3 separate regions of the Homo sapiens genome follow, and all the other regions are linked to region 1. A link is a contact called in ENCODE Hi-C or POLR2A ChIA-PET data. All regions are on one chromosome and are shown on one strand. The core of a region is the stretch at or near the end of the contact, and the rest is flanking DNA. Distances in the headings are between cores, read along the strand shown. Region 1 has its middle 24 kb from the start of LINC01132. Region 2 has its middle 30 kb from the start of LINC02971. Region 3 overlaps LOC107985365 (a long non-coding RNA gene).

The links. Hi-C counts contacts between places; a loop is a spot of excess contacts on that map. ChIA-PET counts read pairs that join two places held with the same protein, here RNA polymerase II (POLR2A). Pooled maps may share reads with other maps.
Region 2: a pooled map shows a loop between it and region 1 (6-fold over the local background). The contact joins two enhancer-like sites. A Hi-C loop is called at or near these places in 1 of 168 maps with a recorded cell type or tissue (thyroid gland), 4 of 37 single-sample maps with no recorded cell type and 3 of 50 pooled maps. POLR2A ChIA-PET finds 5 or more read pairs at or near these places in 2 of 52 experiments (IMR-90 and activated B cell).
Region 3: a loop to region 1 is called in a pooled map, with 1.9 times the contacts of the local background. The contact joins two enhancer-like sites. A Hi-C loop is called at or near these places in 1 of 168 maps with a recorded cell type or tissue (HepG2) and 2 of 50 pooled maps. POLR2A ChIA-PET finds 5 or more read pairs at or near these places in 5 of 52 experiments (HepG2, activated T-cell, activated naive CD4-positive, alpha-beta T cell and 1 more).

The regions. Positions count from the first base shown.
Region 1 is chr1:234,698,135-234,702,419 of GRCh38, reverse strand. No RefSeq gene overlaps it. Among named protein-coding and RNA genes, the nearest start is that of LINC01132, 24 kb to the left of the region's middle. RefSeq lists enhancers at 1,884-2,178, 1,961-2,210. Within about 2 kb of position 2,384, at least 12 of the 41 ENCODE cell types and tissues checked have a DNase peak (open chromatin) inside an H3K27ac peak, as active enhancers do.
Region 2 is chr1:234,924,618-234,928,902 of GRCh38, reverse strand. No RefSeq gene overlaps it. Among named protein-coding and RNA genes, the nearest start is that of LINC02971, 30 kb to the left of the region's middle. RefSeq lists enhancers at 1,314-1,403, 2,164-2,243. Within about 2 kb of position 1,907, at least 25 of the 41 ENCODE cell types and tissues checked have a DNase peak (open chromatin) inside an H3K27ac peak, as active enhancers do.
Region 3 is chr1:234,864,307-234,868,591 of GRCh38, reverse strand. The region is part of intron 2 of LOC107985365 (a long non-coding RNA gene); the gene reads left to right. Among named protein-coding and RNA genes, the nearest start is that of LINC02971, 91 kb to the left of the region's middle. Within about 2 kb of position 2,256, at least 13 of the 41 ENCODE cell types and tissues checked have a DNase peak (open chromatin) inside an H3K27ac peak, as active enhancers do.

The DNA of each region.
Region 1 (4,285 bases), core at 1,135-3,634:
TTGGCTTCTCCATTTACTGTTTCCTGTAATGCTATCATGTGATTGGAATACTGCTGTCCTTAAGGCTGTGTCCCTTTGGTACGATGAGCTCAAGTTTTGTTCCCTCTTCTCCTGGCCTTGCCTCTATCCAACCCCCTTGGCTGAGAAACCACTGGACTGCATCAGCCCAGATTATGTTTTCTTCCGAGATCTTCCAGATCTAACCTGTTTATCACAAGCACAGCTGTGCATGCAGTTCATGCCCCAAATAGATAGGTAGGTTCTGCAAAGGGTACGATTTGGGTTTGGCTCATAATGAAGGAAAACTCAGTTCATAAGAAGAAGCTGGGCCATGCTTATGATCGTCTCAGATTGGTTTTGGCAGCCTGGACACCCTCTGGCCCCTTCTCCCTTCTAGCCACTCACCCTTACCTCATCACTTTTCCAGCTGCTACAGGCCCCAGATGGTGCAGAGTAGCTGCTAGCAGTGACTATTTATCATGAGGCTGTGCGGGTGTAAAGAAACATGGCCAACCACACTACAAGTGGTCTAACAACATGGTGCCCAAGGGAAAGCACGTCCTGAGCCCCACCCCACTTCAGCATGGGTTTGTTCCTCTCAAGATACTTATGCCCATCTCAGAATATCACTGACTTCTGGAGCTTGCCACAGAGATACTTACAGCTCAAGCAACACCCCAGTGGCTCAGTGACCTTCTCCAGGGTCAGCTTGTAAGCGATAACAAAACCCATCTTCTGGTTCCCTTGGTTCCTGGAGAAGCTTGATGAACTTTGCACAAAAATAATTTGGGCATATGATAGCATATTAGTAGGCAAGTTCAGACTCAGGGAACTAAAAATCCAAGTCATAATGTGATCACTCACCCCTTTGGGTTTCTAAATCCAAAAGAAGGACCTGTGCCTCAAAAGTAAGCAGAAAGAGGCCAGACGTGGTAGGTCACGCCTATAACCCCAGCACGTTGGGAGGCCGAGGTAGGTGGATCACCTGAGGTCAGGAGTTCGAGACCAGCCTGACCAACATGGCAAACCCCCGTCTCTACTAAAAAATATTAAAATTAGCTGGGCATGGTGGCAGGCGCCTGTAATTTCAGCTATTCAGGAGGCTGAGGCAGGAGAATCGCTTGAACCTGGAAGGCGGAGGTTGCAGTCAGCCAAGATCACACCAATGCACTCCAGCCTGGGCGACAGAGGGAGATTCTGTCACACACACACACACACAAACACACACACACACACACACACACACAGCAGAAAGAAAGAAACAACAGAACATGCAAATACATGAATAAAGGGAAAGATTCTGAGGTTCTAGAAAGCTTCTGTTATTATCTATTGATGCACATCCAGGCAAATGCCTTTTCTTCTTGCCCAATCCAACCCTGTCTCCAACAATAGATAGATGATAAATAAATAGATATGTAGGTAAATAGATAGATCCAAAGAAAAAACTGCTGCAGTATCACTCTCGTTAGAGCGTTCCTTTTAGTAAGAGAAAGATCCTAGTTCTACCACACATGTTAAACTTTCTGTGCAATGGCCTGGAATTTCTACCATCTTTGCTGATATAGATCACCCTGAATAAATCATGGGATTGATCAGTCCTTTGGCAAATGTTTCCAAGTGTAATTTATATGTACTGCCATTACTAGGGCACCTGACTTGCTGATATTTTTAAACAAATCCAGGTTTGGTCACCTTGAAGAATGCTTGCTCCTTTGCGGCAGATGGGTACAGGACCCATCCTGACCCATCCTCTCCAGTCCCTTGGGCTTTAGGCTGCCTGCTTGCTGTGGTAGGGGCCAGAGTATCATTTGCCATTTTGATTTGGTGCTGCTCAGTCAACGCTTTGTGCTTCCCTGCTGCCTGCTAGCTCACAGCCCTGAGTCAGAGAGGGGCTCCCCTGAGAATCTGCCTTATGTCATTTGTACATGGCTGGGTCTGGAAATCTTGACAAAGCACTTTCTATAAACCACTGTGAGGGAGGGCAAAAATAACAGTAATAAATAATGCCTCTGAGTCATCCATTAACCTCTGTTGATGCCACCTCCGTGTCAGCTGTCACATGTTGATAGTGTCACCTAGAATCCCTGACGGGGACATGCAAGCCTGTGCATGTTCCCTCCCCCATAGCAGTGCTGATGAACATCCCTCCTGTACAGCCCATCTGTTCTGGTTCCATGTGGCTGGGCCTGTTTCTCTCCGAACTGCTCTGAGCAGAGCAGATTTTATTTTCATTACTCTTGCCATGAAGGTCTCCAAATCCTAAGCTTCCCTTTGGTCTTTGCTGTAAACCACAAGGTCTGCTGTTTGGCGATGCACTGCTTTGCCAGTTTGCCTTCAGGTCAGGCCTCTGGATTTCCAAAGTCCCTTCGTGGAATTTGTCTTGGGAAACCTCCACCCACTAGGGCCACAGGGCTCAGCCCACCAGGGGAGTGTCTGCAAAGCTGAATGGGCTATTTCTCTGTCCTGTGCCTCCCTCTTCCAACCTGTCCTAGTTCTTGCTTAGCTAGACTCTCAAGGCTTATTTTGACATGCTTATCTCCGTATGGCCCTGCCCTAAACAGACATGGCAATAAGTGCACACTTGTGGCTCACCTCTATGTGGGGCAAAGTCTTCCTCTCCATGAAGCCTGTCAATTCAGTGAGCTGAGAAGCACTAGCTGAACCAAACTTAGACCTTCTTTGCAGCCTCTGGACTTTCTCTAGCCCTCATGTCTATAGTGAAGTATCACTGTGGGGACAGGCATGGGGCCTCCTCTGGGTTCAGCGGTTCTCAAAGCATTTCTTCCCTCTTTTTTTTTTTGAGATGGAGTCTCGCTCTGTCACTCAGGCTGGAGTGCAGTGCACTGGCGCAATCTTGGCTCACTGCAACCTCCGCTTCTCTGGTTCAAGCAGTTCTCCTGCCTCAGCCTCCCAAATAGCTGGGAATACAGGTGCATGCCACCATGCCTGGCTAATCTTTTTTTTTTTTTTTTTTGCATTTTAGTAGAGACGGGGTTTCACTGTGTTGACCAGGCTGGTCTCAAACTCCTGAGCCCAGGCAATTTGCCTGCCTTGTCCTCCCAAAGTGCTAGGATTACAGGAGTGAGCCACCATGCCTGGCCCATTTCTTTCTTTCTTTCTTTCTTTCTTTCTTTCTTTTTTTTTTTTTTTTTTGAGACAGAGTCTCACTCACTCTGTCACTTAGGCTGGAGTGTAGAGGAGCGATCCCGGCTCACTGCAACCTCTGCCTCCTGGGTTCAAGCGATTTTTCTGTCTCAGCCTCCTGAGTAGCTGGGATCACAAGCATGCACCACCACACCTGGATAATTTTTTAAATATTTTTAGTAAAGACAGGGTTTCACCATTTTGGACAGGCTGGTCTTGAACTCCTGGCCTCAAGTGATTCACCCACCTCAGCCTCCAAAAGTGCTAGGATTACAGGCTTGAGCCACTGCGTCCGGCATCTTCCTTCATTTTATTAATTGCACAGCATGTGGTATTTGGTCACCTGTTATGAGCCTGACTCCATGCCAAGTGCTGAGGCCGTCACCCTGGTTAAGATCCCCACCATCTGCAGCCTACTGCAGTGGAGGAGGCTACATTCCCGAAGGTAAGTTACAGTGTCAGCAAAGTGCTGTGGGCCCCTGAGCAGGCGGTTGGGAAAGCCTTTACCAAGGCAACGATACTTGATTTGGGTCTTATGGGAGGACAGGGAGTGTAATCCAAAGTGAAAGGGCAAGGGAGGTCTAGCTAGAGGGAGGGTGGCAGGGGATCGGGGCCTGGTGTGGAAGTCATGCGTTGCACTCATGTGTGCATGGACCCCAGCAGGGTAAGTGTGAGGCCACAGGCGGGACCCCATGTGCCATGCTTAGGGGTTCAGACATTGTCCTGGAGATGATGAAGGACCCCTGAGAGTTTTAAGCAGAGTTGGGTGTGAAGATGGATCTGAGAGGCCAAGACCGAGCAGGGAGACAAGTCATGATGGTCCTGATCCGAGACGGTGTGGGAGGTGGGAACTGACTTTAAGATGGTGGAAATGCAAAGCCAGGTGATGTTTCTGGGACAGGATTGACCAAATCTAGTGACCTACTAGATATAGGGAGAAAAAATAAGGAAAGCATAGGGGATCACACTGAGGGTTTGCATTTGAGAGACTAGAGTCAGGAGGCAAGGCAGGATGGGGGTGGAGAAGGGGAATGATGGGGCTGAAATTAGACCACAGTGGTGGTGGGAATGTGGACACTGAGGGAAGAGGAGGCAGTGAGCACACGAGTCTTTCATGATGTTTGGTGATGAAGAGAAG
Region 2 (4,285 bases), core at 658-3,157, 230 kb before region 1:
TATTAGGAGTGGAGCAGTGTATTAACAAGGGGATTATGTGCTGGCTGCTGGACTCTGGTGAGCAGAGAATAGAGCTGAGGCTGCCAGGTGTGTGCACACCTGTGCCACGGGCCTGCCCCGGCAGCTGATTTACAGTGTCGGTGAGGAGATGCATCCCCATGAAGGGAAAATCCATCAGATGGTAAATACTGTTTTGAGATATTAGCTCTCCCAAGCTAATTAGTTCCTTCCAAGCCCACCTGGGGTTTCTGAGACTTCTGGTTGCCTCCCCTGCTGGCGTTTTCACTGGGGGAGGGGCACGGTTTGGAGGGGGAGAGCTGGGGGAAACATTTCCAGTTTCGTCCCAAGTGTCTAAGCTATATTCTCTGTGGATTCCCTTCTTCTTGCCTATTGGTAATCCATCATTTCCTTTCCGGTAGATAAATAGCTATTCTCTGACATCAACCCACATTTTTCTGTTCACTTCTGCTCCTCATAGTCATGGCATAAACCTGCACTCCCAAGCTCTAACTTGGTTCTTGATGTGTGAAGGCATCCTTCAGAATTCTAAGAGAAATCTCTTTCTCAGTGCAGCCTGCCTTTTGCAAATCAAAAGTGCTTTGGTTTTCAGACTATTTATTGTTTCCGCTAGAGATAGACAAAGCCTACTTGAAAGCTGGGAAATGAAGAACCTGAAGTTGGTGTGCACAGTGGGTAGGAAGTGATCCTGCCACCTTGGGGGCTGGGCTCAGGCGGGTTTGTCACCAGCAGTCCTAGGGCCACCATTCATCTCAGGCTTCATAAATGTGTTCATAAATGTGAACAGACTTGGTAAATGCGACAATCTCTGAGCAGTAGTGTTCTGAGGAAGGGGAACGTTTTTCTGAATTTGCGAACAAGCCGGTGGGGGTCTTTGACAATGGGTACAAGGAAGTAGAGGAGACAGCAACCTTTTAATGCCTATTGACATCCCACTATAATGAAGCAACATGGGGACACAAAGGCAGGGAGAAGGATGGGGTTGCAGTTGTTGCAGAGTCAGGCAAGGTTGCCACAGGGAGGGAGGGACTGGAATTGGGCTTCGATGAGGCGTTGAATGGGCAGATCAGAGGGAGAGGCATTTTAAATAAGGTGATGGTGGGGACACAGGTATGAGGGACGGACATTCATGGAGTGGCAGGGGACAGCCTGATGGTGTTGAGGGTTGGTGTTAGAGAATAAGAGAAGAGTGAGTTGGTAGATTTGGGTCCTTGAAGGTCAGACTGAGAGGTGGTTCAGTGAGCAGTGAAGGACCCCGGAGGAGGACAGCAGCCTTCCAGAGGGAGGCGGAGGGCAGAGTAGAGGTGAGGTGGAGGGCAGAGTACAGGTGAGGTGACAGAGACCCGGACGGAGGCTGGAGAGGAGGCCCTTCTGGGCTGAGGCCAGGCTGGGTGGAGGGCAGTGGGTGTGAGAAGGAGGAGGTCAGAATGAGGAGACATTCAGAAGGGGAATCAACCGGACTCTGGGGCTCCTTGGAGACAATGAGTCTTCACATCTGTGTGGCTGGAAGCTGATCAGACTTCACCAGGAAGGGGGGCCGTGGAGGAGACCCTGTTGGGGATGCATCGGTGGGACTTTAAGGGTGCAGTGTCCAGTAGGCAGCTGGCTTCGGGAACCTGGAGACTGCAGCAGAGTCAGTGCTGTGTGCCCGCCCAGGGGCTGTTTGTGCAGGGCGACCCGGGCCCGAGGTGAGGCCTCAGGGGACAGAGGCACCTGGAGAGAAGTGTGGAGCAGGTGTGACCTGGGAAAGCCCGTGGCGGGGGCCACTCCACGCAAGAGCAAAAGAGCTTTGGAAAGGAAGCATTGCAGTGGTCATATGTGCCGCTCTGCACTTGTTCAATGGGCTGGTGATTCCTCATTGTTCTGTGATGTTGGTTTCAGTTTTGTAATGAGTTTTCATGAAAATAACGAGCACAATGAAAGCCCACATCCCTCTCAAAGTAGCGGAATGGAAAATAGAACTCTGAAGAACCAGCTCTCTTGACGTTCTGAGGCCCAGACATTTCTCTCAGGGTTGTAGAACAACCTTGAACCTGCGTGTCTCCCTGACCCCACCGGACACCTGCCCCGGACCTTCCTAACGTCTAGGGGGTGACGCACCTGAGTGGAGATTCTCCATGCAGCACCAGGGATTTCTGCCATCGTGGACTTTTTAACAGGTGTTCTCAGGATGAGGACTTTTGGGGTGCACCCCCCACCGGCAGCAGTTGCGTTTCTGGGCTTGAGATTCAAGGCATGACTGAGCAGGTGGGGGATGATGCTATGCATTTTTTGGCATGAGGTCTCTTTCAAGTAAATGAAGAGGCCATTTCAGAAACACTGCAGAGAGAGAAATGTGAGCACACATTTTCTGCTCTGGCCACCATGATTCTTTTGCATCTCGTCACCATTTCCCTGCACTTATGCCACCCCCTTCCCCAAGCTCCAGGGCCCACTAACTGTGAGAACAACGAAAAGCATTAGCTATGGACTCAGCATGCTTCCTCCCCGAGAGCTCCCGACAGCCAGCAGAAATCAATAAATTAGGATAAAGAAAATGACATTTAGCTTTGTCTGGGCTCTCCTGTCTGTATGATTTTGCAGGCTTGGTGTGGAATGAAAATTCTGTTTCCTCTGCTCCCCTCCCCTAAACCTACAGACTGGTCTTCCTGCTTCCCTATGAGTGCCTGCTTCAACCCAGACAGTTCTGACACTTTGACTTACTGATCAACTTTTTTTTTTTTTCTTAAACCACAGTTTAAAAAAAGTCAAACACACACAGTCACGGGAAACAAAAACACACAAAACAACAAACCCTGTTTAAGAGCTGAGTAAGCACTAAGGCATGCATTCCCTCCAAGAGCAAGGGCCAGGATGAGAATTCTCGGTTCAGCTGACTAACGCAGCTCACATTTTAATAGTCTGCAGCTCTTTCTAAGCTGTTAACACTTTACTGTCTTAGAGGATGTTTGGGCTGAATACCTCCCATAGTTCTTCCACTGAGACATACCTTCTCCATGGTAGAGAAAAGCAAACAGGAGTGTTGTAGAGAAAGATGAGTCAGGGGCCAAGTGGGTTGGTGCCAAGACAAAGCAGGAACAAACCAGTGTTCTGGTGCCTTCCGAAAGGTATGTGTTTAGCTCCCACTGATAAGTGAGAACATGATATATTTGGTTTTCTGTTCCTGCATTAATTCGCTTAGGTTAATGGCCTCCAGCCACATCCATGTTGCTGCAAAAGACCTGATTTCATTCTTTTTTATGGCTGTGTAGTATTCCACGGTGTATATGAACCACATCTTTATCCAATTCACCATTGATGGGAAACTGGGTTGATTCTGTGTTTTTGCTATCATGAATAAAGATGGGAACAATAGTCACCGGGGACTACTAGACCAGGGACAGGGGAGGAGGGGCAAGGGCTGAAAAACTACCTGTTGGGTGCTATGCCCATTACCTGGGTGCCAATCGTACCCCAAAGCTCAGAATCATGCTATATACCTTGTAACAAACCTGCACAGGTACTCCCTGACTCTAAAATAAAAGTTGAAAAAGAAAAGGAAAAAAGGAAATGTATGTATGTGTCTTCTACACTTGACTGGTCAGCCAGGGCTGTCCTGTCCAAGCCTCTGTTCTCATCTCTCTCTTCACCCTGACGGCCACGACACGTCCAGAGCTGAAGAACAAAGTGTGCTTGAGGTCGTCTTGAGCGCAGGTTCCAAGATGATTGTTAACACACACAAAGCCTTCCGGACCCCAGCAGAAGGGTGACATTTTCTTCTGGTAGAGTTTGTAATTTAAGATAAGGCAATAGAGCCCGAAGCTGGCAGTGTGGTGTGCACGCCAGCCACATAGCAGCCTCACTTCTCGAGAGGAATCACAGTTTCTGTTTCTAGGTCTCTGGATTTGTACAGCCCAGGCCAGACACTGTGAGGATGCTGGATGGAAGTCTCTGTATAAGGGGCCGGTCCCGGAAATGAGTCCGTCATGTCTGTAGAGAGGTCACCAACAGCTGCCGGATATTGTGCTGCCTCTTCTGGTGGCACACATTTGCTTGGAGGAAAATGCACACTTATTTTAATATTAGATAAAGAGGAGGAGTTCTTCTCCACCAGTGAGCCCGACTCCAGAGAGTTTCTGGAGCCTTGAGGATGCATTTGTTGAGCACTTAGCAAGGGGCTGTGTGCTGTTGGCAGTGGACAAGGCCAAGGGCCTTGAGGCCTCTACTACCTAGGGCAAGGCCAGCAGATGTCTTCTGCAAAGAGCCTGATAGTAAATGGCATGGCTGT
Region 3 (4,285 bases), core at 1,007-3,506, 170 kb before region 1:
TGCCTTCTGGAGCCCGAACCAGGAATGCAGTGATAAAGAGATGCAGGCTGGAAAAGTTTGAACAACCTGGCCCCAGATTCCCCATCTGTGAAGGGGCACTGAGGCTAGGTCGTACTTGGGCAATTTTTGTGCTGCCCTTAGCTCATGAGCCCCTTCACCAAAGCTAGGTGACCTCTGAGTCCCTTCATATTAGACCAGAGATCCCAATCGTGGGGCATTGCAGCCCCATCATGTGTGGGTTGTGGGCCTCCCATGCTCCTAAAAGCCCAGTGCAATCAAAATAGCTAATGATTATTAAAAACTTTTTGGATTGCAGATGACTGACAGGTATATTCCCACATAAGCTAGTTATTATTATCTTGTTTATACAGTCAAGACATTTGAAGTCCAGAAATGTGACCGATTCACACAGCTAGAATGGAACTTCAACCCAGGCCCCTTACACTCCAAGTTCAAGGCTTTTTCCATCGTGATATGCTATTTTAAAATCCGAGTGGATTAAAATTAAATTTTTTTTTTTTTTTTTTTAGACGGAGTCTCGCTCTGTCGCCCAGGCTGGAGTGCGGTGGTGCGATCTCGGCTTACTGCAAGCTCCACCTCCCAGGTTCATGCCATTCTCCTGCCTCAGCCTCCTGAGTAGCTGGGACAACAGGCTAAAATTAAAATTTTAACTTGACTAGTGTGGAGAATTTTGTGTAACTCTTTGAGCTGTTTAGCAAAATCTACATAGCCCACCTTGCTGGTTGTGGGGACACTGGCATCTCTTGCATGGAAACCTGGCTGGTTTTAACCTTTTCTGCTATTGCAGATGGGGAAAGTGAAGTGGCTCCTATTGACTTTCTGCTGCCGCTTCCAGGTCTGACTTGCACACAGGGCCATGATGCCTGGTGCTTCCTCGGCTCTTCCAGTTGTTTATGTTCAGCCGAGGGCAGTGGATCCCAAAAATAGCAGGCTCTGGCTCGAAGTTCTACCTACATAACTTCTGGGAGCCAAGCCCTCTCTCTCCCTGGCAGGAATGGGTCCTGGGAACATGCAGAGATTCTCCCTGGTGGCATATGGTTTTCCATGGTGGCCGTGACTCAGGAACTCACTGCCATGCTGCCTGACTCTCTACTCTGCCTTTGGGCTCCTGTCTTGCTGGTGTAGGCTGACTTTGATGTGACCTCGAGATTAGCCACCGCCACACTGAGGTCTCTCTTCCTGTCTTCGTGTTGCTGACCTCATCTCGTCCAGCCTCCAACCCCATCTGATGAAGGAAGGGGGCAAGTATGACAGCTGTGCCCCAAGTATAATAGCTCACAACCCGCTACCAAATACAATGTCTTTCCCCACTCAATTCTTATTCTTCCTTCAGGGTTACAATTCCAAATTTCACTCATGCTATTTTTTTTTTTTTTTTTTTTGTAAGACGGAGTCTCACTCTGTCACCCAGGCTGGAGTGCAGTGGAGCGATCTTGGCTCACTAGAACATCAGCCTACTGGGTTCAAGCAATTCTCCTGTCTCAGCCTCCCAAGTAGCTGGGACTACAGGCGTCTGCCACCACACCCTGCTAATTTTTGTATTTTTAGTAGAGACAGGGTTTCACCATGTTGGCCAGGCTGGTCTCGAACTCCTGACCTCAGGTGATCCACCCACCTCGGCCTCCCAAAGTGTTGGGATTACAGGCGTGAGCCACCCCGCCCAGCCTCTTGCTATTTCTTTCAATGCTCCCTGTGCCTTGACAGAGATCCAGGGATTGTGTTGAAGACAATATGTGTAAAAGTAACCAGCATTGCACCCTAAATTGTCCTTCCCCTCTGACAATTGGCCACCATCTCTGTATTAAGCACAAGCACCTCAACAGGCCCTCCGCTGAGGATGCAGGTGAGGACGGGCTGGATGTGCCTTTTATCCCCTCTTTGTGGTGTTACTTGCTCTATTGCAGAATCGAGCATTGGCCCCATTATTCCTGAATGAGTCAGAAGTCTCCGCCCCTCTGCTGAACAGGCCGATGTGTCCCTTGACACACACGTGATAATGGTGCAGTTAAAAAAACAAACCCATAGAGATATGGAAGTGCAGATGTGTAGACGCCCCATGGTTTTTGGTGACACAAACGTCAGCTGTAGCTCAGGGACGTCCTCCTGATAGAACTCGCCATTGTGGCAGGCAACCTCTGAGATGAACTCAGATAGTCTTGCCTGCTGACACCCATGCTCTTGTGTAGTCTCTTCCCACGCTGAATAGGGCTGACTGTGTGACCAATAGGATATTCTAGAGATGACCGACTATGACCTCTGAGGCTGGGTTATAGAAGAAGTGGTGCTTCTGGCTGGGTGAGGTGACTCACACCTTATTCCAGCACTTTGGGAGGCCGAGGCGTGTGGAACACTTGAGGTTAGCAGTTTGAGACCAGCCTGGCCAACATGGTGAAACCCTGTCTCTACTAAAACTATGAAAATTAGCCAGGCGTGGTGGTGAGTGCCTATAAGTCCGGCTACTCGGGAGGGTGAGGCAGGAGAATTGCTTGAACCTGGATGACAGAGGTTGCAGTGAGGCAAGATCATGCCACTTCACTCCAGCCTGGGCAAAAGAGCGAAACTCCATCTCAAAAAAAGAAAAAAATAATAATAAGAAGAAGAAACGGTGCTTCCCTCCTTGTTCTCTTGGAACACTTACTCTGGGGGATGCTAGCGCCACCTCATGAGGACATTGAAGAAACCATACAAACAGGCCCATGCAGCGAGGGCTAATGGTCCCCAACAGTCAGCATTGACTTGTAGGCTGTGTGACCATGGGGACATCTCAGAAGCAGATCTTCCAACCCCAGTCATGCCTTCAGGTGACAGTAGCCTTGGCTGACATCCGAACTATAGCCTGTGCCAGAACCATCCAGTGAAGTCACTCCCAGATTCCTGACCCACAAAGACTATGACATAAGAAATGCTCACATTTTGAGTGCTAAGTTTTGGGCTAATTTGTTACACAGCCACTGATAACTGATACACCCATGGCAAGGACACAGGGACTTCTGACTCAGTCTGGATTCTCAGTCTGACTTGCCTGTGTTTCCAGCTAATGTTGAGTCCTATCCACCGAGCCTCCCAGTACTGCTTCTGGCGACATGCAGCTGCACTGAGGCATTTGAGACCTGGTGTTTCTACTATCTGGATCACTGAAGGAACCTTGGATGCTTTTTTCTAAGCCTGGTAAAGCCATGCAGCAGATCAGCAGGAGGGCACACATTAGCCCACGGGCTGCCTGAGCCCTGGCCTGCAGCTACTCACCTCCTCCTCCTCCTGGGGCTTCACTCCTGTGCTCATTCCATCAGCTATGAGAGTTCAGCTTGACACACAGAGCCTGGTCTCACAGTCACTTATGAGGGGCCATGAGTTCCAGGGTTTCAAACCAGAGAAGATGGGGCTGATATATTTTGTCCATCAGAAACAGCAGAGTCCCACCATGCTAGAAAGACTGTTAGGAGGGTATAGTGAGCCTGGCATGGAGCAGGCACTGAATTGTTTGGTGACTGAGGGGGACTTGGTCTTGCATCCTCCATCACGCTGCTCAGAGAGACGTGGGGCAGAGGTTGTGCTGTGTGTGTGTGTGTGTGTGTGTGTGTGTGTGTTTGTTTGTTTGTTTCTTTCTTTTTATTTTATTTTATTTTTGAAACGAGTTTCACTCTTGTTGCCCAGGGTGGAATGCAATGGTGCGATCTCGGCTCACTGCAACCTCCACCTCCTGGGTTCAAGTGATTCTCCTGCCTTAGCCTCCCGAGTAGCTGGGACTACAGGCATGTGCCACCACGCCCGGCTAATTTTGTATTTTTAGTAGAGTTGGGGTTTCACCATGTTGGTCGGGCTGGTCTCGAACTTCTGACCTCAGGTGATCCGCCCTCCTGGGCCTCCCAAAGTGCTGGGATTACAGACGTGAGCCACCATGCCTGGCTTATTTATTTTTATAGAGATAGGATCTTGCTTTGTTGCCCAGGCTGGAGAGCAGTGGCATGATCATGGTTTACTACAGCCCCAAACTCCTGAGGGGGTGATCCTCCTGACTCAGCCTCCTAAGTAGCTTGGATTACAGGAATGTGCCGCTATGCCCAGCTAATCATTTATTTAGAGATGGGGTCCCATCGTGTTGCCCAGGCTGGTCTTGAACTCCTGGCCTCAACTGATCCTGCTGCTTTGGCCTCCTAAAGTGCTGGGATTACAGGTGTGAGCCCCTTGCCCAGCCTGCACTGTTTTCTGGAGCTCACACTTTCAGAAAGAAATAGGAACACTGGAGTGGAAGAATGGGCGTGGA